2 separate regions of the Homo sapiens genome follow, and region 1 is linked to region 2. A link is a loop called in an ENCODE intact Hi-C map of the cell type or tissue named here. Cell type or tissue: endothelial cell of umbilical vein. All regions are shown on one strand. Each heading gives the region's core, and the rest is flanking DNA. Links, peaks and the distances in the headings are about the cores only.

What was found. Hi-C counts contacts between places; a loop is a spot of excess contacts. Peaks named below come from ENCODE experiments on the same cell type or tissue, not always from the same donor. Only the 100,000 strongest peaks of a DNase experiment are listed, where the experiment ranks them.
Region 1: a loop joins it to region 2, with 10 times the contacts of the local background. A loop is called at or near these places in 3 of 110 quality-filtered maps.

Annotation. Positions count from the first base shown.
Region 1 is chr11:45,908,644-45,922,150 of GRCh38, reverse strand. It overlaps PEX16 (peroxisomal biogenesis factor 16), which reads left to right and starts at 4,274. Exons shown (of 11, transcript NM_004813.4): 1 at 4,274-4,451; 2 at 4,658-4,693; 3 at 5,848-5,924; 4 at 6,315-6,448; 5 at 6,583-6,683; 6 at 7,467-7,547; 7 at 7,683-7,835; 8 at 7,948-8,020; 9 at 8,213-8,332; 10 at 11,189-11,253; 11 at 11,839-12,488. The coding sequence starts at 4,340. The coding sequence ends at 11,897. It also overlaps a transcript of LARGE2 not described here. RefSeq lists enhancers at 4,450-4,519, 4,466-5,218. In endothelial cell of umbilical vein, for the core only: no CTCF peak of the experiment used is centred there; DNase peaks (open chromatin) are centred at 3,310 and 4,100; H3K4me3 peaks cover 1,810 bases; H3K27ac peaks cover 1,569 bases.
Region 2 is chr11:46,230,454-46,246,608 of GRCh38, reverse strand. It overlaps LOC124902669 (translation initiation factor IF-2-like), which reads right to left and starts at 9,220. Exons shown (of 1, transcript XM_047427965.1): 1 at 6,880-9,220. The coding sequence starts at 8,770. The coding sequence ends at 8,060. RefSeq lists silencers at 3,028-3,237, 7,205-7,414, 8,241-8,560, 8,671-8,720, enhancers at 2,316-3,249, 3,250-4,183, 9,306-9,355 and a cis regulatory region at 2,681-3,563. In endothelial cell of umbilical vein, for the core only: a CTCF peak has its summit at 7,304 (motif pointing left); DNase peaks (open chromatin) are centred at 7,288, 8,128, 8,708 and 9,268; H3K4me3 peaks cover 1,895 bases; H3K27ac peaks cover 2,337 bases.

The DNA.
Region 1 (13,507 bases), core at 838-8,837, 320 kb after region 2:
CTGCCGGCGCCGCCAGGACAAAGCGCCCTTGTGAAGGCCGCCTCCCGCCCGGGAGCTGGCGAGGGGCCCCAGACGCGGGCGGCCTAGGCTGCCTGGGCAGGGCCGGGGATCCCCACTCTTGTCCAGATCGTCGTGATTGTGCCCGGGCGCACCGGCCTGGAGCTCGTCTTTCCTCCCTCTCCCCCGCGCACCCCATAGCAGGCCAGGGAATGGGTGGGGGGCGCTCTGGACCCTAAACCAGCACAGCGTGCCAGGCCCTGTGCTAAGGATTTAATCACCCTCGATTAATCCCATGATGCGGGCTAATTCTCCCCCGGAGAGTTTAAGTGACCTGTTAGACAAGAACACCCTCCGGCCCCTCCCGTCTCAAGCGGCCCCACTCCGTTCCCCAGGCTCTGCGCTGCAGAAGCAGCTTTCTTGCTCCTCCTCCGGAAGGGTCTCCCGCCCCAGGACTTGCCCTTGACGTTCCTTCTGGCAGCGGAGCCTCCCAGGGCTGGCTAGCACTCATGGAAAGTTGAAGTTGTTTGCTTGTTTATTGCAGGTCTCCCTCCCAGAATGTAAGCTGCTCACCGGACTGGAACCTTGTCTGTCCAGTCCCCAGTGCCCAACCAGGGCCTGCACATACCAAGTGCTCAATACCTGTTGAAAGTGGATTGGAATGAGAATCTCCCCTCCCATGACCTGGAAAGGGGGCTCAGGCTGTGTCATTTGCCCAACTTCTGGCTGCAAAAAGTGAGGCAAACTCAAAAGAAGCTGTGGAAAGCAGCCCAACCTGAGACCCCCTTTCTCTGGGAGATGGGGAAGGTCAGGCTTTGGGTCTCTGGAGGGCAGGGATAATGGTTGCTATGGAGACTGATGGTGGCTCCTTGTGCACCCAGAAATTGAGAAGGGCCATGCACTGGCCACTCAGGCGTCTGGAGCTTGAGCCTCCAGCCTCCCTGATCTTCATCTGTAGCCTAAAGCTGGGGTGGGGAAATGTGATTCCCTCTCCAGGACCCTCAACAGAGACGGTTTGTGGGGGTTAAACATGTGAGACCAGGCCAGAACAGTGGCTTATGCCTGTAATCCCAGCACTTTGGAAGGCCAAGGCAGGTGGATTGCTTGAGCCCAGGAATTTGAGACTAGCCTGCTCAATGCGGCCAAACTGTATGACTGCAAAAAATACAAAAATTGCTGGGCGTGGTGGCATGTGCCTAGTACTTGGGAGGCTGAGGTAGGAGGACTACCTGAACCCAGGAGGTCAAGCCTGCTGTGAGTTGTAATCACACCACTGCACTCCAGCCTGGGTGACAGAGTGAGACCTTGTCTCTAAAAACAAACAAACACCATATGGGATCCATAGTTGGGTGCTGGCCCAGGATGAGTCTTCAATAAAGGGGCTGGGGGAGTCAGTGCAGGAAGCTGGGTCTGCAGATCTCACTGTAGTCACTCACAATGTTGGCCCTTCTTCTGGCTCAACCTCACCACTCAGGGAAACTGAAGTGCTGAGATACCTGCTAGGCCCCCAAGGGGTTGTTCTGGGGGCGTGGAGGGAGAAAGAGGGACACGTATGGGCATATAAACAGGTGCTGTTCCTCTTGGCCTAAGACCCATTTTGACCCAGCTCTGCCCAGGACTTTGCTGTGTGACCCTATTAGACGAGTGAGGCTCCATCTCTGGGCCTCTGGTACTCTCGTAGGTAAATGTTGGACTGGTCTACCTCTCTTCCCCTGTGACTTGGGGCAAACTGAAGGAGAGAGGATACGGCTCAATCTGCCCAAAGGTCCTTCCAGCCCAACAAAGACGGCCAAGCCCAGGCAGGGGGCCAGGGAGCAGGGGAGGGGCCTCCTGCACACACCGCAACTCTTTGTCTCTGGGCCCTAATCCGGCCTGGGATCTAGAGAGGAAATTCAGGCAGCCCTGCTGCTGCCAAGCTGGCTAGACCCATGCTCCCCTTCCCAGTTCTGCAGGGAGGGAGAAGAAACTGGTTCCAGCCCAAGCCCCTTCCTATTCTGTCCTGGGGAGTCTGCCCCTCTCCCCTCCACACCTTGCTCTCAGAATCAGGACCTCCAGCCCAAGGAGTGCTGAAGAACCTCAAATTCTCTCTCTGTACCCTCTCCACAGCTGCAGAGGGAGGGCTGGAGGAGTGGCCAAACTGGAGGTTTGAGGAACAAGTTCACTAAGGTGTTGGTGCACAGCAGGGCCCTGCAGGGCTCAGTGGCTCACACCTATAATCCCAGCACTTTAGGAGGCTGAGGTAAGCGGATCACCTGAGGTCAGAAGTTCGAGACCAGCCTGGCCAACATGGCGAAACCTCGTCTCTACTAAAAATACAAAAATTAGTCAGGCGTGGTGGCGGGCGCCTGTAGGCCCAGCTAATCGGGAGGCTGAGGCAGGAGAATTGCTTGAACCTGGGAGGCAAAGTTTGCAGTGAGCTGAGATTGCACCATTGCACTCCAGCCTGGGCGACAGTGAGACTCCGTCTCAAAAACAAACAAACAAACAAACAAAAAACAAGGTGGGGCAGAGGAAGGGAGAAGGAGCCTCACCTTGAGGGCCCTGAGCCTAGGTCCTAATCCCAGTTGCTAACTGGCCTTATGACCAAGGAGCCTCAACATGTCACAGCTTTTGTGGGCTGTGGGCAGTAGGAGAGAGGGCACTGCCACTGGAGACCTGCGCTGTGGCCTCTTTGGCCAGTGCCTTGCTGTGCCATGTGGGACAAATCCTTTCCCCTCCTTATTGGGCCCTAATTTCCCATCTGTGAACAGTTCATAGCAACTTGGGGCTGCTGGGAGGAGGGCAAGCAAGCCTGGAACCCAGAGCGTGGCCAGAAATGATGTCGACGATGCCCATGACCACCTCCTCTGTTCTCCAAGACCTTTGCCTCTCCTCAGGCCCCTGGTCACCTTTCCCTGGGTCTTCGTTCTTTGATGTGAGAAGAGGGCAGCTTTAATCCCCCACCTGATAGAGAAGAAAACTAAGCTGTGGAGTAGGGTGGAGTGAGGGAGTGGAAGGAAGGTTGTGGTTTCCTGGTGAGGTGTGATGCTTAGACCTGGTCTCTAAAAATAAAATTAAAGTTAAAAAAAATGAATTAAAAAAAACCGCCTAGTCTCTGAGGTCAGAAAAGACCAACACTCAAATTTTGGCTGGGCGTTCTTAAAAGGATGCTTTCTTCATCTGGAGATATCTGGTGGAGAGGATTAGGTAAAATAATGTATTACTATTCTCAGGGTACCATAAATCCGCTGGCCCGCTCCCTCAGGCCACTGGCCCACGGCTCCACCCATGTCACGCCCCTTTCCCCGCAGCCAATCAGCGCTACCTCCCCAGAGCGCCCGTTCCCTCCACCACTCGCCGCAGATCTCCCGGTGCCACCCGTTCCAGGGAGGCTGCTTGGTTTGGGAAGATACTCCCCAGGGGTCTCCCCTTCCCTTGGGGGCGCAGCTGAGGACTGCGAGGTGCGTCCGAGGGCCAGAAAGCTGAGATCGATTCTGAGTTCAAGGATCAAGTCTGCCCTCAAACCATTTTACAGATCGGGAAATCCGAGACCCAGAGAAGGGATACTCCCGCCCAAGGGCCACCGAGCCGAGAGAAGCCCGGGCCAGGGCTTTCTTCGCGTATGTGGGAATGCAGGCGCGAGCCCTTTGGGGGGCACAGTCCATACGGGAGCTGAGGCCGAAGCCGGAGCACTAACTGTGCTGTCTAGGGGATCGAGACGGCACTAGAGGGCTGGACTCCTTACTGCCTCAGTTTCCCCAGCACTACCTTTGTTGAGGAAACGGAGATGGGGATACTGGCCGAACGCGCGCCTGCTGAGACACAGTGCAACTGTATTTAGACGCCCCGCACCTCCCCAAATCTGATCGAGGCTCCTTTTTTCAAGCACCCGCTATCTCTCAGCCCTTTAAAATCCGGCCCTGCCGTTCGAGTCTCTCGGCGTTCCATTGGAAAGACTCGGGGCTCCAGCTCCCTTCTCTAGAATGAACTGCTCTGACTGCCGCCCGGCTTTACCGGAGCTTTAACTGCGCAGGCGCAAGGGCAGCCAACCCGGTAAACGGAAGAGCTGGGTGCTGACGGCGCTGGGCGGGTCAGGGGCGGAGAGCGTGCTAACCAATGACTTGAGGGAGTAGGGGGCCGGGTTTGGGCCCTCAGTTGCTAAGGGCTACCCGAGTGGGAAGCGGTTCAAGAGATGGGGTGAAGGGTGGTTCACCGGTTCTTCAAGTCCTCAGCCTTCTGGCCCGCGGAAGTTAAGCAACCAAGAGGCGGGCCTAAGACCGGAAGCAGGAAGGAGGGCGCAGGAAGCAGGGCGCCGCAGCCTGTCGTACGGTCCTTCTGTGGGTCTGTCGGTGCCGAGGGCAGGATGGAGAAGCTGCGGCTCCTGGGCCTCCGCTACCAGGAGTACGTGACTCGTCACCCGGCCGCCACGGCCCAGCTGGAGACAGCAGTGCGGGGCTTCAGTTACCTGCTGGCAGGTGCCACCCTGACCTTTGATCAGTTCCTTCTGGGCCCTGACCTATGACCCCAGTGGCCCCCTTCCCTGCGGAGTCAGGGTAGTGATCGCTGTGCTTGAGAAGACCCGTCCAGGTTCCCAAAGGGCGTAGGGAGGGGATTTCCGGGACCCGAAGACGAAATGTGAGGCAGATGCTCACTCACACCTCCTTCTGTACCCTCTCCCCAGGTCGATTCGCCGATTCGCACGAGCTGTCAGAGCTGGGTGAGCCGGGCTCTGGGGGTGGGGGATGGGGGATCGGCTGCCTGGCCCCTGGTGAGTTCCCCAGAGAGGGTGAGCACCCCAGCCCGAGGACCTGGGCTGCCCGTTAGACACCTTGTGCTATGACTGAATCGGCACAAGGTCTGTTGTTCATTGTCCTGGGCCCTCCATGTCCCTAAGTCAAGAGACACGTCTGGGGACCTTATCTGAGTATTCACTACTGGCCAGGCGCTGGACTAAGTGCCTTTCTTACCTTTACTTGTTAATCCTCCCTACAGTCATATTAAGTGGTACTTATTGTCATCACTGTCCATTTAAGGAAGAAGCTCAGTGAGGTTAGAGAACAGTCACTGATGGTCCCAGAACCAAGATTCAAGTCTAGATCTCCCAGATTCCAGGATTCCCAGATTGTAACTACCTCAAGAGTGTTTGCCCAGTGACTGCTGTCACAGTCCTGAAAGAATGCACTGGGTTTTGAAAAGCAGAGGTGAGGCCAGGTGCAGTGGCTCACACTTGTAATCCCAGCACTTTGGGAGGCAGAGGCAGGTGGATCACGTGAGGTCAGGAGTTCGAGACCAGCCTGGCCAACATGGTGAAACCCCATCTCTACTAAAAATACAAAAATTAGCTGGGCATGGTAGCAGGTGCCTGTAGTCCCAGCTACTTGAGAGGCTGAGGCAGGAGAATTGCTTGAACCTGGGAGGCAGAGGTTGCAGTGAGCCGAGATTGTGCCATTGCACTCCAGCCTGGGCAACAAGAGTGAAACTCCGACTCAGAAAAAAGAAAAGTGGAGGTGGAATAGACCCTCAGGAACAGGCTGCCAAGAGAGAAAGGGCCAGGAGGTGGGACCGTGTATCTGTGGCAGTTCAGAGAGCGATGGGCAGTTGTGGGCAGCTGGATGACCAGTGCCATCCAGCAGGGCAGTAACTGGCTTGTCACTGAGATTGACCCATCCTTTCTTGGTCCAGCCACCCTTGTGAGATCATGTTGGGGAGAGGGGAGTGCTGAGGAAGTGGGTGGAGAAGAAGGTTGGTTTCCACATAGTCTGTGGGTGTCTGAGCAGAGCATGTGACAGGTGATCCCTGCAGCTCTGGGGAGAAGGTGAGAGGGATGGAGGCTGCAGAGCCAGCCTCTCAAGGCCACTCTCTACCCCTCAGTGTACTCTGCCTCTAACCTGCTTGTGCTGCTCAATGACGGGATCCTACGGAAGGAGCTTCGGAAAAAGTTGCCTGTGGTGAGAATTCTGCCAAGAACAGGGTGGGAAGCATGGGGACTCAGGAATGAAATAGTAGCAGCTAGCCCATGCGTGCAGCACATGTCTCATGGAGTATGAGACAGGCCTATGTCCATCTGAGCCTCAAACCATCTCATTAGGTGACCTGTAAAGTGTGAGTATTCCCATCTTAGATGAAGAGACTGTCTCAGGTGAAGAGAGGTAGAGTCAGCTGTTTCAGGTCCCCCAGCCTGTTAATGGTGGAGTTGGTGTTTGAACTCACACCTGCACAGTTAGGCTTGGAAAGGGGAAGGTCCACATCTCTTGTCAGAGAAGCTCCCTCCTAGGAGAAGGGCCTGGGACTCCCTGTAGTCCCAGGCCCCCTGACTTCTTGGCCTGGGGTTCTTGCAGTCGCTGTCCCAGCAGAAGCTGCTGACATGGCTGAGCGTGCTGGAGTGCGTGGAGGTGTTCATGGAGATGGGAGCTGCCAAGGTGTGGGGTGAAGTGGGCCGCTGGCTTGTCATCGCCCTCGTCCAGCTGGCCAAGTAGGTTGGGATTGTGGAGAGGGTCCTGGGTGGGGGTGACGCAGGCTAGCTACACAGATGGTGCTCAGCAGAGCATCCCTGGCCTCCCGCCGGCTAGCCACCTCCCCACAACCCTGACATACTCCCCGACCCAGGGCTGTACTGCGGATGCTCCTGCTGCTCTGGTTCAAGGCTGGCCTCCAGACTTCACCCCCTATCGTTCCACTGGACAGAGAGACCCAGGCACAGCCCCCGGGTGAGCTACTTCCCCAAGCCCTGGAGCGGAATGGGCCATGGGACTAACTTGAGGATTTAGATCCAACCAGCATGAATACAGTAGTATCTGTTTATGGAGCACGCCTGTCCCTATCAACTATGTGTTCTCATTGCCATGTATTCGACAGAGAAGACAATGATGCGGCTAGGGACAAAATCAGAACACGAACCCAGTACTTGTCATGGCCAGAGTCATTCATTTTTGTAGCCTGCAGGAAGAGGGAACAGATGGGATGCCGCCAACCTCGACTCTGAGCCTGGTTCTGTGTCCAGAACCATAGCCTCTAGAGGCAGGAGGCAGGGCACGCACCACATCTGTCCCTTCAGGGCTTTGGGCCCATCCCGTCAGCTTCTGGGCCTCACTCTCTGGACATTGAGTTGGGGCCGTTCATTGCCTCTCATCATGATTGTTTTGAAGGCAAAGGATTGAGAGGAGACGGCCCCTCTGGTGCTGTGGTCTCCATAGATGTGGTCAGGCTGGGCCTTCCCTGCCTTGCCTGTCCATGGGTTCCGGGAGGCTGGCTCTGGCCACAGCTATGCTGAGCTTTCCCCAGGCTAGGGAGGGCTGCAGAGTGCTTTCCTCTGTGGACGGGTCTTGTGCTGAGCCGCCACCCTGCTTGTAGTTCCCTTGACTCAGCTGTTGCCATAGTACAAGCTCATCTGTTCTCCCCTTAGCTCCTGAGCATTCACTGCACACGTTCTTTGCAGGCTCCGCTGGAAGCATGTCCCTCTGACTGTATGGCCTTCTGTCTATCCCTGCTAGATGGTGACCACAGCCCTGGCAACCATGAGCAGTCCTACGTGGGGAAGCGGTCAAACCGGGTGGTGCGAACCCTCCAGAACAGTAAGTGGAGGATGTGGCTGGCCTGGGCACCTAGGTGCTGTCTGCCTGGGCTTGAGGGACTGGCTTTGGTCAGCAGCCACCTTCCCCTGCCCCAGCCTGGGCCTGGCTCGCTCATCTGCCGCCCTTGTGTTCTAGCGCCGTCCCTGCACTCCAGGCACTGGGGAGCTCCCCAGCAGCGGGAGGGACGGCAGCAGCAGCATCACGAGGAGCTGAGTGCGACCCCCACCCCCCTGGGGCTGCAGGAGACCATCGCAGAGTTTTTGTACATTGCCCGGCCGCTGCTGCACTGTATCCTTAGCGCGGGGCAGGATAGGGCTGGCACTGTGGGCTGGGGATTGAGTGGGGAGTGTGCTGAGCAAGGCCCCTGTGCTGGAGACATCCTTGACGCCTTGGCCGTCAGTGCTCAGCCTGGGCCTGTGGGGTCAGAGGTCGTGGAAACCCTGGCTCTTGGCTGGTGTTGTGGACGTGACCAGGTGAGCCTGGGCCTGCCTGGGGCTTCACTCTCCACTGGGCTTTCTGCTATAATCCTGGCCTCACATAGGCGGGGTGGCAGCGGCCCCTGCTCCTCCTGTTGCTGCCCCTCTGGACACCCAGCCCATGGCTCCTCCCCTTCCGTGGGCCTAGATCATGCCCCTGGCCCTGACCATGTCCTCCCTGCCTCCCAGCCTGAGCCTCCTGAGTGACAGAAAGGGCCTGACCCGGAGGGAGCGGCGGGAGCTGCGGCGCCGGACCATCCTGCTGCTCTACTACCTGCTGCGCTCTCCTTTCTATGACCGCTTCTCCGAGTAAGCACCCAGGACACCCTGAGCCAGGGAGAGGGCTGGCAAGCGGGCACTGGTGCTCCGGTCCCTGCTGGCGCCTTCCCTTCCCCACGCCTCATCCAGGGTTCACCAAGCACTGTGTGTTGTCCGGGTGGCAGTCACCAGATGCCAGCCCAGTCCCGCCCGCAGAGCTCTCTGGGCCATCAGGCCACTTGAGCAGGAACTTAAACATTGGTTGGCAGGAGAGGCACTGAGGGCAGGGCTGAGGGCATTGCCAGGTGGCCCACAGGGATGGCGACAGGGCGGGCGCCCATGGCCTCTAGCTCATTTCCACTTCTTCCTGCCAAATAGTTTGGCTTATCCTCACTTCTCAGAGGAGGACCTGGAGGTTCAAGGAGGTTGGGCAACTTAAAGACACCCAGCTAGCCAGTGGTAGAGCTAGATCCCAAACCCAGGATCTCCCCTGGCCTTCCCTGCCTGGCCCAGCCCCCACTCAGTCACCTGCGAGGGTCCAGAGCTCCCAGCCTGAGAGAGGCCTGCTGGGTTGAGCAGGGGGCAGCTTGGGACTAGTTCTTCCACAGGCCTGCCACTATGACTGCTTGAGGTTAGACCACAGTCTGACAGGGGGAAACCCTGTGCAGTGGCTGGGACTGTGAGGCAGACAAGGCTCCCGGGACCCCCTTTGTCTAGGACCTAATAATAGCTTAAAAACTGGCATAGGCTGGGCAGCAGTGGCTCACACCTATAATCCTAGCACTTTAGGAGGCCAAGGCAGGAGGTTGGCTTGAGGCCAGGAGTTCGAGACCAGCCTGGGCAACCCAATTCTACAAAAAAAAAAAAAAAATAATAATAATTAGCCAGACATGGTGGTGTGCGCCTGTAAGTCCTAGCTACTCAGGAAGCTGAGGCATGAGGATCAGGCCAGGAGGCTGAGGCTGCAGTGAGTTATGATCACTCCATCCCACTCTAGCCTGGGTGACAGAGTAAGTCCCTGTCTCAAAAAAACAAAACAGAAAAAAAAAAACAAAACTGGCATAGTTTAGCCAGGCACGATGCCTCACACCTGTAATCCCAACACTTTGGGAGGCCGAGGCGGGCGGATCACAAGGTCGGGAGGTAGAGACCATCCTGGCTAACATGGTGAAACCCTGTCTTTACTAAAAATACAAAAATTAGCCAGGTGTGATGGCACACGCCTGTAGTCCCAGCTATTCAGGAGGCTGAGGCAGGAGAATCGCTTGAACCCAGGAGGCAGAGGTTGCAGTGAGTCGAGATCGCGCGACTGCACTCCAGTCTGGGTGACAGAGCGAGACACTGTCTTTTTTTGTTTGTTTGTTTTTGAGATGGAGTCTGGCTCTGTTGCCTGCCTAGGCTGGAGTGTAGTGGTGCAATCTTGGCTCACTGCAAGCTCTGCCTCCCGGGTTCATGCCATTCTCCTGTCTCAACTCCTGAGTAGCTGGGACTATAGGCGCCCATTACCATGCCTGGCTAATTTTTTTTGATTTTTTAGTAGAGATGGGGTTTCACCGTGTTAACCAGGATGGTCTCGATCTCCTGACCTCGTGATCCGCCTGCCTCGGCCTCCCAAAGTTCTGGGATTACAGGCGTGAGCCACCGCGCCTGGCCTGACCCATCTTTTTTTTAAAACAGAAAAAAGAGTAAGGCTGCTCCTTCTGGACCACACCCTGGCACCTCTCTGGACCCTGCTCCCTGTCCTTTAGGGAAACAAAGGCCCGCCTTGGCCTCCTAAAGTGCTGGGATTATAGGTGGAGCCACTGCACCCAGCCAGCCTTCTTCTTTTCTTTTCTTTTGTTTTTTGGGACGGAGTTTCACTCACGTTGCCCAGGCTGGAGTGCAATGGCGTGATCTCGGCTCACCGCAACCTCTGCCTCCCGGGTTCAAGCAATTCTCCTGCCTCAGCTTCCCAAGTAGCTGGGATTACAGGTGCGCGCCACCACGCCCGGCTAATTTTGTATTTTTTAGTAGAGATGGGGTTTCTCCATGTTGGTCAGGCTCGTCTCGAACTCCTGACCACAATTGATCTGCCCGCCTTGGCCTCCCAAAGCGCTGGGATTATAGGCATGAGCCACCACACCCGGCCCCCAGGCTTCCTCTTTTCTTGCTGCTCAGACAGACATATAAGGAGTCAGGCCGCCTTCCAGATGTGTAGCCTTGGGCAAGTTATTTGATGCGCCTGTGCCTCATTTCCTCACCTGTAAGATGGGGATGATGACAGTACCCACTTTGTAGGGGTTCAGTGACTAACGCGTACAGCAGTGCGTGGGGTGTAGTAAGCACGTAGCGCTATGTATTGTCATCAGCATCCTCATCTCACCCGAGTTCCCCTGTGGAAAACCCTCCTGTCTTAAAAATCAGGGCCTTGGGCCTTGCCCCTTCCCCTGAACCAAAATGTGCCCTCTTCAGTACTGTGTCCCCTACCAAGGTCCTGACTACTCTCATTGGTGGCTTGTGAGGTTTCCATGCAGCCCAGCACTTCTGCCAGACTGGGGGGCTTCCCGAGGGCAGGGTGGGGTTGTCCTCCCTGGACCCTCCACCATACTGCCAGGGCGCTGCTCCACATGCGACCCTCTAGAGGCCTTCAGTGTTGGATGTCGGTGGAAGGGGAAAGAGGAATGGGAGGAGGTGTTGTGGGTCAGCGGCCACCCCGAAGCTGAGCTGGTGGAGGGTGGAGGCCAGAGCCAACCCCAGAGGTCTTGCCCTTGTGTACCGGGCTTTGTCCTAGCTCCCAAGAAAGTCACCTTTGTTTTCTGGAATGCGCTGCATTCGGCACGGTGGTCAGTGAAGGCCTCTGGGCCTCCTGGTTTGCAGGGACCCACCCCCACCCCACTCAGCTTGCTCCCCATTTATTGCCTCCCCCAGGGCCAGGATCCTCTTCCTGCTCCAGTTGCTGGCCGACCACGTCCCTGGCGTTGGCCTGGTCACAAGTAAGCAGGGATGGGGACGCGATGACTGTAGTGCTGGAAGGCGCATGCATGCAAGCACCTCCCTGACTCCTCTGTCTCCTTGCAATTTGATTCTTGGCACAGTCAGGAGAGGAAGTCGGGAAGTCAGGATTGGGTGGGACTGCCCCTGGGCATAGGCCAGGGTGGCCTGAGGAGCCAGGGATGGCTGGAAGGAGGGTGTCCACTGGTGGGGGGACCACATCAGCTGCCAGCTTTTTTCTGGTCACAGTATCCTGGAGCGATACGGGACCATCTCATCTTGGGGGGATTCAATGGCAGAGAAGGGGTCCACCGGGCTGCTGAGATCCTCCCTCAGCAGAGGCCCACTGGGCTTGGGTTGGGTGACTGGACCTGACTCAGGCCCCTCAGTGTCTACCCTGGCTGAGCTTCTCTGGGCCTGAGGGTCTTTGTAAATGGTGCCAGAGTCCCCTGCAGTGCTGCCTCCTGGGGGCAGGGCAAGACAGCCAGCTGGGCTGGCTCCTGGGCCGCAGGGGTGAGGTGCTGTATGTGGCGCCACAGTGCAGATTGGGGTCTGGCCTGCCCTGATGTGTCCCTCTCCCACTGCAGGGCCGCTCATGGATTACTTGCCCACCTGGCAGAAAATCTACTTCTACAGTTGGGGCTGACAGACCTCCCGGAAGGAGGGTGTGGGGAGGGGTGGGGCAGGGAGCCCCTCTTCCCTAATAAAACTGACTCCGGCAGCGTCCCAGCGTGCGGCCTCTCCGTGCCTACCGGCCAGGCCCCACACACAGCCCTGGTCGCCACCAGCGTTCCTCCCAGGACACCCTTGACTGCGCTCTCCTGTGACGATGCCACTGCAGCCCGCACCTTGTCACTGCTGGGCCAAGAAGCCTTCACTAGGAGTGGGATCCAGGCTCCTCTCCCACAGAAAGCGGTGACTTCACCTCATGGAGCCCGGGAAGCTGCTCGCCTCGGCAGCCATAGGAGCGAACACTGCTGCTCTCTCGCTGGCCCCTGGTGAGGACAGGAAGCCTGAACCCGGGTGATGGCTGAACGCTGCCCAGCGTGTCTTCTGGCTGGGGCCCTCCGTCTGCCCCTTCTCCGCAGGGCCCTGTGGCTCTGGCAGCCCCAGGCCATGGCGTTGCCAGCCTCCCTGTGACAGAGCCTGGTGAACAGTGAGCCTGGCTCCCACGCAAGTGGCACTTTAAGCCCTGCATCCTCGGTTGAGAGTAAAAGGCTTTTCTCCCTTAGAAAAAGGACATCGGGCACTGGCCAGCACTGGGGAGGGAGTGGGAGCTGGACAGGCTCGGGGAGGAAGCCGGGGCCAGTTCAGGGGGTATGAGCTGGGGTTTCCCCATGCTTGCCCTGCAGGCTCCAGAGGCCGGGTCCACCTGGAGCCATGCAAGCTGCTATGGGGGAGGGCCTGGACAGGGTGGGCCGCAGGCTGGTCGTCTTCTCCCTGAACTTAGCCTGTCCTCAGCCACTGGCCCTGTGAAGAGCCAGCCTCTCATGCTAGAGTTTCAAACCCACAGAGAGGGCTCCATCTACACCTTGGTCCTCCATGCCTCAGCTCCTCCAAGACACACTGCTTTCCCCAGGGCCCTCTGAGGAGCGCCCCCCAGGTCCTCACCCACAGGCAGGGGAAGGGGCTGCCTGGGCTCCCATGGCCTCCAGCTTAGTGGAACAGGCGTTTCTGGGCACATGCCTGGCCATCAGAAACCAGCAGTGAAGCACAGTCCCCTGCCCTCCGCCTCTCACCAACGGAGGAAACAGGCATGTGGATGCAGGCACCACACTGGGGACTTGGCAGGAGGTGGCATGTCCAGAGCGGGGTCTAGCTTGGGGGTGCCCCGGTAATGGCAACTGCCTACCTGCAGTGGTGACAGAGGTGAAGGGTTTCATCGGGCTCCATTGGCCAAGCCTTGACTCAGGCAGGCTTGAAACCGGTAGAACTGTCCAGTTTTTCGGTAGACAGCCTGCAAGGGGCCGCTGTGTGCCCAGGGTCACAGCTCTGTGGAGCCATGGGAGGTGGGAGCTGGACGCTGGAGGGGAAGGTCGGGGCCAAACTGAACATAGCATCACATATCCAGGGGAGAAACTTGGACCTGGTCTATGGTAGGCGGGGAGGGGTCTGTGTTTGTAAATATTCCAGCAGCCTGGTGGAGGATGCTTTGGTGGGCAGAGGTGGAAGAATGGGGGCCGTGACATTGGAGGCAGTGGTCTGTAGCAGTGGGAGGGGCAATGGCAGTGGCAGCAGACATAGGGAGATTAAGGG
Region 2 (16,155 bases), core at 4,127-12,126:
AAGTGTTTCCATGGTCAATGGAGGACAGTAGATAGGATGTTCAAAATAGGGATTGTCACGGACATCAGAGATTTATGGGTTACTTTAGAGAAGAAAATGATATTATTCTAAGTGAAGTAACTCAGGAATGGAAAACCAAACATTGTATGTTCTCACTCATAAGTGGGAGTTAAGCTATGAGGATGCAAAGGCATAAGAATGACACAATGGACTTTGGGGACTCAGGGGAAAGGGTGGGAAGGGGGTGAGGGATAAAAGACTACAAATTGAGTGCAGTGTGTACTGCTTGGCTGATGGGTGCAACAGAATCTCACAGATCACCACTAAAGAACTTACTGATGTAACCAAACACCACCTGTTCCCCAATAACCTACAGAAATAAAACAATAATAAAAAATAAAAAAAGAAGAAAATGAAACATGGGAAATGAGAAACTTTGTCCCATCCAGGTAAAGGGGAGGAGGGGGATCTAGGGAGTGTGGAAAGAAATGCCTGGAAGCACCCTTTGGATTCCAAAGGTGCTTTTAAAAAAAAGGTGCTTTAAAAAATTTTTTTAAAAAATTTAAAGGCTGATTGACCTACCTTCTATGACTGTCGTGAGAATGAACTGAAGTTTGCAAAACGTAGGCCCTTGCACTTAGCACTAAGTAACCAGTAGTTCATGAGTGCTGAGAGAGATTCTTGAATGCAGTTCCTTAACGCTTGTTGGCATTTCTGCCTGTTCTGTGTCACTAACTCAACTTGCCCTGTGGAGACCTCTCAGGGTCAGCCCATTGACCTCTTTGGGTAGTGATGCCAGTGCTGCCCACTGTTACAGAATGTGCCCTCGGAAGGAGTCCTTAGAAGGCTAGAGGGTCCTTCAGCCTTCCATGTGGATGGCTCCATCAATCTGGAGGGGAAAGAAAAGGCCTTCCTCTATTCAGGGCCCACTTTGTTCATTCATTCAATACTATTTTAACGGGTGGCCACCATGTGCCAGGCACTGGGCTGGGTACTGGAGATACAGCACTGACCAAGGCAAGACTCTGTGCTCAAGGAGCTTCTGGTCTAGTGAGGGAAGCAAGTATTTACAGTACGGTGCTATTCAGTGCTAACATCCCGGTAAGTATCAAGTGCCAGGAGAGCACATGGGAGGGGCCCAAACCGAGCCTTAGAAGGAAGAAGAGAACTCTAAACTGGGACAGATGTCCTGAGTTGGTTGGATCAAGGGTGTATGAAGAAATTGATTCTGGGCTGGGCATGGTAGCTCACACCTGTAATCCCAGCACTTTGGGAGGCCAAGGCGGGTGGATCACGAGGTCAGGAGATCGAGGCCATCCTGGCTAACATGGTGAAACCCTGTCTCTACTAAAAATACAAAAAATTAGCCAGGCGTGGTGGTGGGTGCCTGTAGTCCCAGCTACTTGGGAGGCTGAGGCAGAAGAATGGCATGAACCCGGGAGGTGGAGCTTGCAGTGAGCCGAGATCGTGCCACTGCATTCCAGCCTGGGTGACAGAGCGAGACTCCATCTCAAAAATAAATAAATAAATAAATAAATAAATAAATAAATAAATAAATAAATAATGATTCTGCTTATTTTACAGATGAAGAAACTAAAAGCTTCAGATCATAAAATTAGTAACAGCAAAACCAGTACCTGAACCCTGGCTGACTGGATTCTCATGCTCCCCTATGCCAGTACCCTGTGTGCCCATCTCCCAGGTAGCCTTCATCCAGGCCCTGACATTTGATCTTGGCCTTGAAAGAGGGGTAAGATTTGGAGAAACTGTGGGTCCTCCTTGGATAGGGCAGCCATGTAGGCTCTGGAGACAGGCTAGTGGAGTTTGCATCCTGGCTCTGTGATCTTAGGCAAGTTACTTAACCTCTCTGTGCCTCATTTTTCTCCTTTAAAATGTAAACAACATCCACCTTCTGTGGTGTCATAAGGAGTAAGAACATGTAAAGTGCTTAGAATAATGCCTGAGACATTGACAATCACTCAATATGTTAGGTAGTATTACCTCCAGAGTTTTTGTTTGTTTTTGAGACAGGGTCTCACTGTCACCCAGGCTGGAGTGCAGTGGCACCATCATAACTCACTGCAGCCTCAACCTCCCGGGCTCAAGCAATCCTCCCACCTCGCCTCCCCGGTAGTTGGGACTACAGGCACGCGCCACTATGCCCAGCTAATTTTTGTGTTTTTAGTAGAGATGGGTTTTACCATGTTGCCCAGGCTGGCTGACCTCCCAAAGTGCTGGGATTACAAACATGAGCCATTGTGTCCAGCAATTACCAGAGTTTTTCACCAAATGTGGTAGACGAGACAATTTAGCATATATATATATATATATATATATATGGCTGGTCAAGTGAAGCAGTGTGAGTGGAGAAGAAAAGAAAAAAGAAAAGAAAGAAATCTGTAACTGAATGTGATCAGTTAGTTGCAAACACCACTGCACTCGGACCAGCCCATATATATATTTTTTATTTTAATAGTTTTGAATTTATTTTCAGCCTGTAGCTTTGCTAATGTTATTGCTTAGGGCAAAGCTATCTAAAAAAGGGAAACGGTTTAAAGTTAAAGAAAAAGTTAATAAAATAAAAGTCTATTAAAATATATAATAGTGGTGGAATGTGGACATGGAAGCAAACCGTGAAGGCAATATCCGAACAGCTGAAAATTTTGGAAAATAATCGGTGACGTCTCCTGCTCATAAAACCTAAAACAGATGAGCGAGGCAGAGGAGATACTGACAAAGGAGGTATCAAAATCTTGCCTCCTTTCCGCCCCGTAGCCACAATGCCTCCCTTCTTAAGAAAGTGTGTGGTGTGAGGGCCCAGACCCGCGAGGCTTGACTGTGCTTCCGAGCTGTGGATCCTGGACAGTGCTGCGGATCGGGGGCGCAGGAGAGGGACGCCGAATCCAAAGGCCCAAGTCTGGAAACCGAAGCCAACTTCCCAACTTCGCTCTGCCGGTGCGTTTGGGGAGATTTGGGCCTCTCTGATTTTTTTGGATCACTGGGTCAATCAGTCAGCCAATGCCTCGGGAGAAGTTTAATTAAGCTCAGATCGCAGGCGCGAGCTGCCAGAGGTCTCCCTGGCCGACCGGCCCCGCCCCCCGCACATCTGGTGAAAAGCTCCCCCTCCGCCCTTTGGGGCGGGGCCGCAGCCCGCGCATGCGCGTCGGCCCGGTTCCCGGCGCCCCGCAGCAGGACTCAACTCCCAGAACAGCGTTGCAAACTGTTGCATCAGACAGCAAGCAGCCGGTCGGGCTGCCAGGGTTTCTAGGAAGATAGGAAGGGTTTGAGATCCTCTGTGGTCGCCTGGGAGCTTTGGCTGTCACTCACGGTGTTTACATGCCGGTAACGCGATCCCCTAAAATATCAAGCTTGCACCCATCAGAGGAGGGCCATAGCCACAGGTGAAATTCCCTGAACGCCATTGCTCCTGTCCTCACTCCACGCCCTGACCCAGGCGGGACTAACTGAACTGGACTTCGTCTGCTTTATTAATGGCAAGGGCCCTGAAGGAATCAGCTGGGTTCGATTTCTCTTCCCAAGTACAAGAATGCCCCCTGAGGAATTTCTCACTCTGTGAAAGTGCAGAACTAATTTCCCCTGACAAGTGCTATTGCCGGTTCCCAAAAGGGTTTGGAAGGATCCCAGCAGAAATGTTCAGTGGTTTCCAAATCTCTTTACCCCAGCAGCTGGACACACAGACCCTGAGCTAGGAGCCCCTTTGGGCATCCAGAACTTCTTGGTGGGTGGACACACGTCCTTGACACATAGGTCTTCCTTTTGTCGTATCTCAGGCCCCTTGTTATGAAGACTTTGGATATTAGCCAGAAAATGCACAACCACAAATTCATGCACACATATATATTGAGCAGCACACATATACAATGAGTTCTCTGGGTCCAAATGGCTTTAGCAACTCAGGTCAGTGGAAAAGTCGTTCTTACGTTCCCTCACTCTTCCGGCCTCTGGGCCATTCTTCCTCAAAGAGAGAAAATAATGCTGTATCTAGAAGGGATAGGACAAGCTAAGCTGGTGGGTGGGATATTCAAGAAGAATGAGAGCACTGATTTGGAATCTAGTTTTTAAAGGGATTTTCAAGGACATAATCTGAATCCCATGGCTCAATCCTCTTTTTTTTTTTTTTTTTTGGAATGGGTCAAGACCAAGATCATTCAGTATTAATGGATTTTCCAGAAAGACAAAAACTGGCAATTTACCTTGAGCATTCTGCATCTTTAGGGTGTTGATGGTGAAAGTCTATTCCCTGTGAATAATTCTGAGAACTAAAACAGGCCTAATGTCTTCCTTCCCCTTCATTATTATCAATCACTCGATCCCAAGATTAAAAAAAAAAAGACCCAAAAGACTCATAAGCATTATTCGATGCGTCCCTTGCCAGACAGTCACTGTTGTTTGTTTTAGCTAGCATTTTCCTGTGAACAGTGGAGTATTATGTCACTATGGGATTCTCATTGTAATAGATGTTTCATAAATATGACCTGAATTATTTCAGTTGTCACAGTGTTCTTATGAATGGAAGGAAAGCCAACTAGGAAAGGATGGGACGGCATTGGCAGGTCCTGGAGCTAGAACATTCCCAAGTTCTGCTCCTGAAGGTCCATCAGGATCCAAACCTGCCAAATGGGTACCCCCAAGGTGGGGTTCTAAAGTCAGCAGGTATGGTCTCAGGAAGCTGCCCGGAGCTGATAGAATGTCAGATGTGTCTGGTCAGGCATGGTGGCTCATGCCTGTAATCCCAGCACTTGGGAGGTGGGCGGATCATCTAAGGTCGGGAGTTCGAGACCAGCCTGACCAAAATGAAGAAACCCTGTCTCTACTAAAAATGCAAAATTAGCCGGGTGTGGTGGTGCATGCCTGTAATCCCAGCTACTCGGGAGGCTGAGGCAGGAGAATCCCTTGAACCCAGGAGGCTGAGGTTGCGGTGAGCTGAGATGGTGCCACTGCACTCCAGCCTGGGCAACAAGAGTGAAATTCCGTTTCAAAAAAAAAAAAAAAAAAAAGTGTCTGAGTAGTTGTTCCCACATGGAGAAGCAAGTCAGTTACTATGGTGGAGCCAAACCTGAAAGTTGGAGCCATGAAGAAAGGAGCCAGGTGGAGGTGGGAACAGGAGAAGGTGAGCCCATGAGCTCATGCTAGGTTCTCTGCTGTCCTCCCAGCACCTACATATAATGGGCTCTCAATACATGTCTGTGGAGTGAAGGTACTGAAAGAAGGAGGGAAGAAGAAGCAGACTGAGGAAAGGGCAAAGAAGTCCAATAATTTTGCAGGAGGCCACCTGGGATGGCCAGGGTATTGGGTGAAGAGGGGGAATTCTTCCAGTTTAAAGGCACAGGGCAATACAGTCAGAACTATTAAGTGACAAGTCCCATGACTTTGTTTTCCTCGTTTGGAAAAACCTCCAGTTGGTGGTTCCAGAGCTGAGCAGTCATTCTACTTCACCAAGCCTAGTGACATCATCACCTATTGCCTCACCTTGATTGAATTTCCAGAGCAAATTTCTGGAAAAGGGAGGGGTCTGAGGAGTGACTGAGATCTAGAGGACAGGAATATCACCCCAGAAGCAACACTTCAAAACCATAAGCAGGCCGGGCGTGGTGGCTGATGCCTGTAATCCCAGCACTTTGGGAAGCTGACGTGGGCGGATCACCTGAGGTCAGGAGTTCGAGACCAGACTGGCCAACATGGTGAAACCCCATCTTTTCTAGAAATACAAAAATTAGCCGGGTGTGGTGGCAGGTGCCTGTAATCCCACCTATTCGAGAGGCTGAGGCAGGAGAATCACTTGAACCCAGGAGGCAGAGGTTGCAGTGAGTTAAGATTGTGCCATTACACTCCAGCCTGGGCTACAAGAGTGAGACTCCGTCTCAAAAAATAAATAATAATAATAATAATAAATAAAACCATAAGCAACGTGGTAGCCCAGATGGTCAGATGATGCAAGCATGTACTAAAAGGGTGATTTGTTTTACACATTCATTGGGCACTCACAGATTCTAGACACTATACCAAGCCCAGACCCAGACAAAGCTTCTGCCCTAAGGGCTTATGATCTAAATTCCTTGTGGAAAGTCTGTTTTTGAAATGTTTAAGGCATCTCATTTAATCCTCATTTCCATTTCAAGTCATGTACCTCCTTCCTGAGAAACCCACCACATTTTAAGTTTGTAGCTGGCTTTCCTTCTGTTTTTGCTATTTATGTGCCAATTTAAAGGGTGGGGAGAGCCACATTAATTTTAAAATAAAACACAAATAGCAAAATGAGGCTTGGTTAAAGGAAAAACCACAAAAGGGATTTTTTTTTTCTTTCTCCCATACTTTTCAGATTTTCCTAGAACCACCTTTATTTTCTCAGAGCCCAGACATAGAAAGTGAGTGGGCCTCTCCGGATGCTCTTCCAAGCTAAAGCCAAAAGCCTCATTCTTATTCTCTCCTTGCACCTTTAGGTTTTGTTTTTCTGTTCAACATCTGAGTCCCACATTGGGGACTCAAGCTGGTCAAGCCTCCCATGACATGTGGTATTTCTATGCACTCTCAGCGTAGATTTTGATTTGTTTTTCATGATTTGCATCTTACCTCTTCTGTTCAGTTGTTTCAGCGTGTACATTCTGGGTGATGAGAACATAGCTTTAAAGTCAGACACTCCTGGGAAGAATCCCAGCTTTGCCACTTACCAGCCTTGTGACCTCATCCATCAAACAGCAATCATCATCCACACCTCTTAGGGCTGTAGTGAGGATTAATGAGTCAAAGCACATAAAGGGCTCAGCGCAAAAGAAGCACTCTGTACTCGGTAGCTATTATGAAAATAGATCCTTTCATCTGTGTGCGCCTACTTAACCAACCCTCCCCATACCCACCGTATTTTGGAGAAGAGAAAAATTAGTCATTTATTCCAAGTAGATGATGTATCCCTATTTTAAATCACCAGAGGGCGAGAAGGGGAAGCAAGGCTGAATTTGACTTGCAGACATCTAGGCCTTTTAATGGGATGGGAATCAGTGTCCGCGCCTCTCAGCAGATGACAAAACCCGCTGTGCAGGGACTGGGGAAGTCTTGAAGGCCAGTGGTGGGATGGCAGGAGCACAGAAGATGGGGAAAAGTGGTCAGGGAAAGCAGGTCCAGGGCTGAAATGGTGGGCCTGAGGGATGGCAGCCACCAGGAAGGGAAGCTTCTTGCTTCGGGGTTCTGAGTCCAGGCGTCTGCAGGCCGACGTCAGCCTGCCCCGAGGTCCCAGTGACAGTGAGATCCAAGGCGTGTGCGGCAGCGCCCTCTGCCGGCCGCGCGGGGCAGGCGCCCAGCCCAGAGCCCGGCCCCGCAGTTCTGCAATGGGGACTCCAGTTCCCTCCGGCTGCCTCCGCCCCCGCTCCATCCCGACTGAGGACCGCGGACCCGTCCCGGAGTAGATTCCCGGAGACGCCTCCCTATCCTACGCCTGCGGGCTGAGCGGGGACGATGCTCAGACACACCCAATTCACCAGCGGATCGGAGGCCGCAGGAACCCATCCAAACCCCGCAGGGGCTGCGCCTCTGGGACCCAGGGCCAGACCCTGCTGGGCTGTCGGAAGTGGCATCGCCTATGGCCAAGACCGCGGGTTCTGCGTACAGAAAGGAGCCCTGGGTTCGCTTTCTGTCTCGTCCATTTTCCAGCTAGGTGACCTTGGGCAAGGTATTATACTTAAATTTCCATGTGCCTTAGTTGCCTCATCTTTAAGATGGACAGAAGGATCCCGTCCTTAGTGGGTTGACATGAGGATGGCATGGGGTCCGACAGCCGCGGTTGGAATTCTGGCACTGACATCAGCTAGCTGTGTGCCCTGGGGCAAGTTACTTAACCTCTCTGTGCCCGGGTTTCCTGCAAAATAGGGATGATAATGGTACTTACCTCCGAGGGTTGTTGCCTGCAAAGCGCTTAACACAGCACCTGGCACAGAGTAAGCGCTCAATAAATGGTGGCTACTATGGCTGTGGTCGTTATTATTGTTCCTAAAGGCGCTGAGCACACGAGTGGAGCTCTAGCTGGCAGCTATTATTAGTCTGTTTCTTAGGTCCAGCTATTTCTTTCCGGGCATTGTTCAAATCTTTTACCAAGAGCTCGCGTCCTTATCAGTAACCGAAGGACAGCCGGCCTTCCAGAGTTTGGAATGAACGAGGTTCCCCCGGAGGAGGGCCAAGGACGCGGCCGCGGGCTGCCGGGACCGGGACCTCCCGGAGGAAGCCCGCGCCGCGCCGCCTCCGCCCGGGCCTCCAAGAGCGCGTCAGAGCCGCAGTGACGTCGCCGGGCCTGCACGTGCGGGGAGCCTGGAGGGGGCCGGGAGGGCAGGAGGTCGGGCCGCTGGCAAGAGGCGCCTCGGGCCGCGCTGGGACCCTGCCCTCCGAGGCGGCCAGAAAAGCTGCGGGAAGGCCCGGCCTGGGTCCGCTGTTCCGCGCCTGCTCGCGCGGGGTGCGCTCGGGGCGCCGCCTGCCTGCAGCCCCGCGGGGAGGCCGGAGATGCCGACGCCCGCTCCGGGCCCCGGGGCCCGCTCAACCTGGCCGGGGGAGCTGAATTCCCGGCAGCCATGCGGCGTCGGCGCGGTCCTTTGCGCCCAGTCCCACCCGCCCGGATCCCACTCGTCGCCGTCCCCCAGCGACTCCCTCCGTTTCTTCCCCCTCTGTCCTCCGTCCGGACCAGCTCGTTTGCTGTCAGCGGTGGAGAGCCACTCTCAAGAGGCACCTCCCACCTCCGGCTCCCCGCCTGCAGCCCGGGCGCGCCCATCCTATCGCCCTCCCGACAGCTCCACGCGGTTGGCCCCGCGCGCACCGCCACTCGCCGCGTGTTGACCCGATTATTGTCTATCGCAGAGATGGCGCGACCGCCCAGCCCCTCGTCCCGATGCCTCGCCTTCCCTCCTGAACACTTCTCCAGGCACTCTGCACTCCATCCTCATTCCCACTTCATCCAGACCTCCCCGGCGCCCCGCCCCCCTTGGCTGTTGACACATTCCCCTCAAAGGTCTCCCCTGCATGCCTGTCTTCTTCAAATCCATCCTCCTCGCTCTGCCAGAACAGCCACCTGCAACCCCTGTTTTGCCATGCCTCTCGGCTTGGGGCCGCCCGGTCTTCATGGATGCCCTAGTCTGCCATTTTCTACACCACGCCTCCCGAGCTAGGCTCGGAGGCTGGAGCCCGCTGGGGCCACACTCTTGAAGGTCCTCAGGTCTTTGCTGCAGTTAGGCCCTATCCAGAGAATTTTCCCCTTCCTCCCTTCTCCCCCTCCCCCTACCGGCTTCCTCTTACTCATCCTCCAGAACTCAAGATGTGAGTCACCTTTTCAAGAACGCCCTCCCTGTTCCGCTATCTGGCCGAGTGAAGTGTCCCTGGGCCGCCTGCTGATTTTGTCATATTTAGGGGAGAGGCTTGAGCCTTCAGGATGGCCTGTGGGGTCCTGCATGGTCTGTGCACACCCCCTTCGCCTCCCCTCCCCTCAACATCAGCTCCTTTCTTCCCCTGCTCTGGCCACACAGGGGGTCTCAGTCCCTGGCCCCTACCTCACCTTCCCAGTCCAGCCTCTTAGCGCAGGCTTCTCTGCCTGAAACACCTTGCCGCCCTTCCTCTTCTACTCAATTTTCAGCTGTCATCTTAAGTAAGACTCAATTCGTCTGAGAAGCCTTCCCTGACCCACCCACCCCCAACTCAGTGGAATTCGCCTTTAATAGGTCAAAGTGCAATTCAAAAAAATTTAAAGCATACCAAAAAACTATAGCGAATAATATAATTAATCACTATTCTGTGTGCCTTCCCCTCCCCTAGCCACGTCTTTGTCAAAGCTTAACATTTGCTCTATTTTCTTCAGATCTTTTTTAAAGGACATAAAACCTCACAGATCTAGTCTTCTGAACTCATTTCTGTCCCTCCCCTATGGTAATCACTTTCTGCCTTTGAGTTTTACCATTCCTATGCATACTTTTGTATTTTTGCTACATATATTTGTGCCTGTAAGCACTTTACAGAATTGTTTGGTATGTTTTTAAACTCTGAAGAAATACCATTATACTGGGTATATAATTGTGCAACTTGCTTTTTTCACCCAGCAGGATAATCTTGAAATGTGTTCACATGGATACACGTAGTTCTAGATTATGCAATTTTCACTTCCTATTTGGGTCCCATTATATGAGTTCACCATACTTTATTTACCAATGTCCTTCTGAAGGACATTCAACTTATTTTTAATTTTTTTTCTGTTAGAAACAATATTGTGATTAGTATTTTTTATACCCATCCCCTTGTGTGAAAGTAAGTCTTCCAGTAGCCACTTGGGTGCAGAATTGCTGGATTCAAGGCAGAGGAACTGGCAGCTTTACTCAGCATGACTAAAAGTTTTTTCAAAGTGGTTGTACCATTCACAGTCTGATAGCAATATATGGAAGTTCCCATGCTTGGCATCCTCAACAACATTTGGTATTGTCAGACTTCAAAATTTTTGCCAAGCTGATGGGTGTGAAATGGCCTTTCAGTGTTTTAATTTGCAATTCCCTGTTAACAGGTGAGACTGAGCACACTTTCATTTGTTTGTTGGCCATTTCCTCATTTTTAAGTTGCTCATTGGTTTATTTGACAGTGCTTCTGTTAGATTATCTCTTACTATGAGTAGGAGTTCTTTATATATTCTGAGTACTAATCCTCTGTCAGGCTGTGGCCCATCTGGTGTCTTTTATTGCACTCAATTGCAATTTTAAACATGTATAATTATTTGATGAATGTTTGACTTTCTTATTAGATGGTAAGCACCAAGAGAAGAGGAACTATCCACTGCAACTAGTGCAGTGTCTAACACATACCAGAAACTCAATAAATACTTCTGGACTGAATTGTATTGACATTATTATTATTATTATTATTATTATTATTATTATTATTATTATATGTTTGCCTCTTCAGCTGTCACCCTCAATGTCCCACAAGGCTATCAACTCCTTGAGAGTGATATTTTATTCATCTTTGTATCTCCAACACCTATTATAACACAACACATCTGGCACATTTTATATACCCAATACTTTTTAATTAATTTCCTTTGAACTTTCTCTTCTTTCCCTCACCTTTCTCCTCATCCCATCTTCTATCTCTGAACCCAGTTATATTACCTATACAATGAATGATAAAGACCTCCTAGGGTGTTGGTGAGAATCACCCGATACAGTGGATGCGTTAAGTAGAGCAGTGCTTGGCACATAGTTGGTGCTCAATAAGCAGTGACTTTCAGTATTCCTACAACAATCATTTTGGTGACTAAGGATACACTCTGCTTAATTTTAACAGACAAAATTCTTTCAGAGAGAGAATAAAAGTGAACCTTCTAAAGATCTGGTGACCATTTTTTTCCCCGTTACTGGCATTTGACCCACAATATAAGGCTCAGTCCCAACGTGATCTCTGAAAAGCATCAAATATCATTCTTCTCCTTTTCTTTTATAAATTCCAGAAATATCAAAGGCATATGAACCATACATAGAATTCAAACCTTTAAGTAGAAACACATAAAGGCCAATTCCAAGTCTTTGGCCAGAAGTTGGAGAGCAGAAAGGAGGTCTGTCGGGGATACTAGAGGTGGGATTTAGTGGCTGCAGCCGAAGACAAAAGCAGAATTCTTACCTCTGTTTCCGACATCTGTCATTGATTGTGTGACTTTTGACCTATTTATAAAATGAAAATAATAATTCTTGCTTTTTCTAGACATTGAAATTCACTAATGAGTCATTTGAAAATGCTTTGTGACCCTCAACGTGAAAGGCAGTTTGAGTATATTTAAACATAGCTCCTCCAAGGTAGATGGGCCAGCAACATCTGTCCCTACCACGCAGGAACATGATCTCTATTCTGCCAGACAGGGAGGCCCAGGAAGGTGGATTTTGTCCGCCCAGACTTGTAAGTTACCGACAAGCAGGGGAAAAACCCAAGAGGGAAGTCCTCGTTCTGTGCACGCACCCCCTTCACCTGCGGCCTGACATTTGCAGGAATGATAAATCTCAGGGCAGTCTTATTTGATCAAGATGTAATACTAGGCAGAGGCCTGTCATCTCTAGGGTTTCAGCTCCGCGGGAGGAAAGCAGGTGGCTGCACTGGGTCTGTTGCAACGTGAGCCCACCAGAGAGAACAATTAACGCAGTGACCGCTGGCAGCCGCCTCTCCCCAGAAGGGCCGAAAGGAGCTTTGCTGAGAGATGTAACAGGAGAAGGTGGGCTGAACCCAGAAAGCCCCTCTGGAGGCTGACCTTCTCCTCAACTCAGAGACCTACAAAAGGGCCAGGAAAAGCAGTAGAGATGGCTGTTTGACAACTCCATGTCGTAGCGTCCTAGGGTTAAGCTGACCCCTACTGCTGTGGGAACCAGCAACAACACTGGAGCTGGAAGACCAAGCTTTGAAATCCAACTGTGAAACTTACTAGCTGTGCAATTTGGTCACTAACCCTCTGTGACTCAGTGCCTCAACCGTGGGTATCATAAGAACACTGACCCATCAAGTTTGCTAAGGAAGATTAAATGAGAAAAGGTAGGTGATAGTGTGCCACACAGGGAAGGGGCTCCATCATTACTTATTAAACTGATTCAAACACTAAAAACTCATTTAAGACTGAGCACAACTCCCTCCCTTAAACATTTTTTTGTCTTTTTTTTTTAAATTCTTAAAGCAATGCTTGAACATGATAAAACAAAAACAGAAACAAAAGCCACAACAGCACGAAGTGGGACACAGTGAAAAACAAACATCTCTCCCATGGGAAACCCTTGTCACCCATTTCTCTTCCCCTGGTGGCAATAAATGTTACCAGGTTCTGGTGAATCTTTCCGAAGATATTCTATGGATATACATAAAGGATCTATGTAGGTTTTAAACTGTGCCTCTTTTTATACAGCTAACATGCTATGTACATTCTTCTTATAGTTTGCATTTTACCCCCACTTAATGTAGCCTGGAACTAATTCCATGTAAATTTATATAAAGCTACATCATTCTTTTTGAGGCCGCAGGGTGTTACACTGCATTTATTTACCAGTCCTCTACTGGTGGACATTTAGGTTTTTATTAGTTTTCTGTGTCAGCTGTAACAAATTGCCATGAATTCAGTGCCTTAAAACAATATAAATCTATGATCTCACAGTTCCGCAGTTCAAAAGTCTGAAATGAGACTTGCTGGGCTAAAATCAAGTTATCTGCAGGACTGTGTTCCCTCCTGGAGACTCTAGGTGAGAATCTGTTTTCCTGTGCTTTGCAGCTTCTGGGACACCTGCATTCCTTGGCTTGTGGCCCCTTCCTCTGTCTTCAAAACCAGCAACAATAGGTTGAGTTTTTCCTCCAATCACATCACTCCAACTCTCCTTTTCTACCTCACTCTCCCACTTTTTTTTTTTTTTTTGAGATGGAATCTCACTCTGTTGCCTAGGCTGGAGTGCAGTGGTGTGATCTTGGCTCACTGCACCTCCATCTCCCAGGTTCAAGCAATTCTGCCTCAGCCTCCCAAGTGGCTGTGATTACAGGTGCCTGCCACCACACCCAGCTAATTTTTGTATTTTTAGTAGAGATGGGGTTTCACTGTGTTGGCCAGGCTGGTCTTGAACTCCTGACCTCAGATGATCTGCCCACTTCAGCCTCCCAAAGTGCTGGGATTATAGGCGTGAGCCACCTCGCCCAGCCTCTCCCTCTTCCACTTTTAAGAACCCTTGTGATTGCACTGGGCTTACCCTGATAACCCAGGATAATCTCCCTATTTTAAAGTCATCTGTTTAGCAACCATAACTCCATCTGCAACTTTAAATCCCTTTCCCATGTAACATAGCATATTCACAGGTTCTGGGGATTAGGATATGGACATTTTTGGGGGGCTATTACTGTGTCTACCAAAAGATTATTTCATATCTTTTGCTATTACAACAGAACTGATGAATATCATTATATAAACGTTGTTTCTACCTGTGAGTCTATATGAAAGATAAATTCTTAGAAGTGGACTTATCTGGGTAAAAAAAAGTGTGTTTCTTTAAAATGTTTGGTATACTGAGAGTGACACTGTAAAAAAATTTTTTTGGTAGGTAGGTATTGTCAAATTTTGCTCCAATGAAATGAGGTTGTAGCAATTTACACAACTACCACCAATATATAATACCATTTTTTTGGTTTTAATCAGTAGTCTTTATTATTTTTATTTTTTTTGTTTTTAAAATGTGCTTTATTGGAACTTTTATTTATTTTATTTTATTTATTGTATTTTGTTTTTAATCTTCTTTAAGTTCCAGGATGCATGTGCAGAATACGCAGGTTTGTTACATAGGTATACGTGTGCCATGGTGGTTTGCTGCCCCTATTAACCCGTCATCTAGGTTTTAAGCCCAGCGTGAATTAGATATTTCTCCTAATGCTCCTCCTCCCCTTGCTCCCCACCCCCCACCTTTTTTTTTTAGCAGTTTTATGTTAACAGAAAATTGATCAGAAAGTACAGAGAGTTCCTGTACACCTCCCCCTCCCCCCTATAGTTTCCTCAATTATTTACATCTTTTATTAGTGTGGTACATTTGCTATAATTGATGAACCAATGCTGATACATTGTGATTAACAGAAGTCCATAGCTTACATTAAGGCTGTTTCTCAGTGGTGTACATTCTGTGGGTTTTGACAAATGTATAAAAGGCATGTATCTACCATTACAGTATCATACAGAATAGTTTCACTGTCCTAAAAATCTCCTGTTCCAACTATTTATTCCTCCCTCTCTCCCCACTGCAACCCCTGACAATAACAGATTTTTTTTTGGGAGGGGGATGGAGTCTTGCTCTGTCACCAGGCTGGAGTACAGTGGCGCACTCCGCTCACTGCAACCTCTGCCCCCCGGGTTCAAGTGATTCTCCTGCCTTAGCCTCCCGAGTAGCTAGGACTACAGGCATGCTCCACCATGCCCAGCTAATTTTTGTATTTTTAGTAGAGACAGGGTTTCACGATGTTGGCCAGGATGGTCTCCATCTCTTGACCTCGTGATCCGCCCGCCTTGGCCTTCCAAAGTGCTGGGATTACAGGCGTGTGCTTCCGCTCCCTGCCAATAACAGATTTTTTTATTGTCTTCATACTTTTGTCTTTTCCACAATGTCATATATTTGGAATTATACAGAATATAGCTTTTTTTTTTCTAGCCGGGCGCAGTGGCTCACGCCTGTAATCCCAGCACTTTGGGAGGCCGAGGCGGGCGGATCACAAGGTCAGGATATCGAGACCATCCTGGCTAACACAGTGAAACCCCGTCTCTACTAAAAAATACAAAAAATTAGCCGGGCGCGGTGGCGGGAGCCTGTAGTCCCAGCTACTCCGGAGGCTGAGGCAGGAGAATGGCACGAACCTGGGAGGCGGAGCTTGCAGTGAGCCGAGATTGTGCCACTGCACCCCAGTCTGGGCGACAGCGAGACTCCGTCTCAAAAAAAAAAAAAAAAAAAAAAAAGATAGGCTTCTTTCACTTATCAATGTGCATTTAAGGTTACTCTTTTTGTGGCTTGTTAGTTCGTTTCTTTTTAGCACTGAATAATATTCCATTGTCTGGATGACCATAGTTTTTTAATCCAGTAACCTACTGAAAGACATCTTGGTTGTTTCCAGGATTAAGCAATGATGAATATAGCTGCTATGAACATCTCCATGCAGATTTTTGTGTGGACCTAAATTTTCAACAGTGGGGCCAGTTTTTTTTCTCTTCACTTTTCTTTTCTTTTTTCTTTTTTTTTTGAGATGGAGTCTTGCTTTGTCACCCAGGCTGGAGTGCTGTGGCACAATCTCAGCTCACTGCAACCTCTGCCTCCCGGGTTCCAGCGATTCTTCTGCCTCAGACTCCCAAGTAGCTGGGATTACAGGTGTGCACCTCCACTCCCAGCTAATTTTTGTATCTTTGGTAGAGACGGGGTTTCGCCATGTTGGCCAGATGGTCTTGAACTCCTGACCTCAAGTGATCCGCCTGCCTTGGCCTCCCAAAGTGCTGGGATTATAGGCGTAAGCCACCACGCCCAGCCCTTTTTTTCACATTTTTGAACATGCACTTTTTTAGCAGACTTGTTTTATTTTGGCCAATCTGATAGATGAAAAATGGTATCTAGTTGTTGTTTTAATAAGCATTAATTACGAATG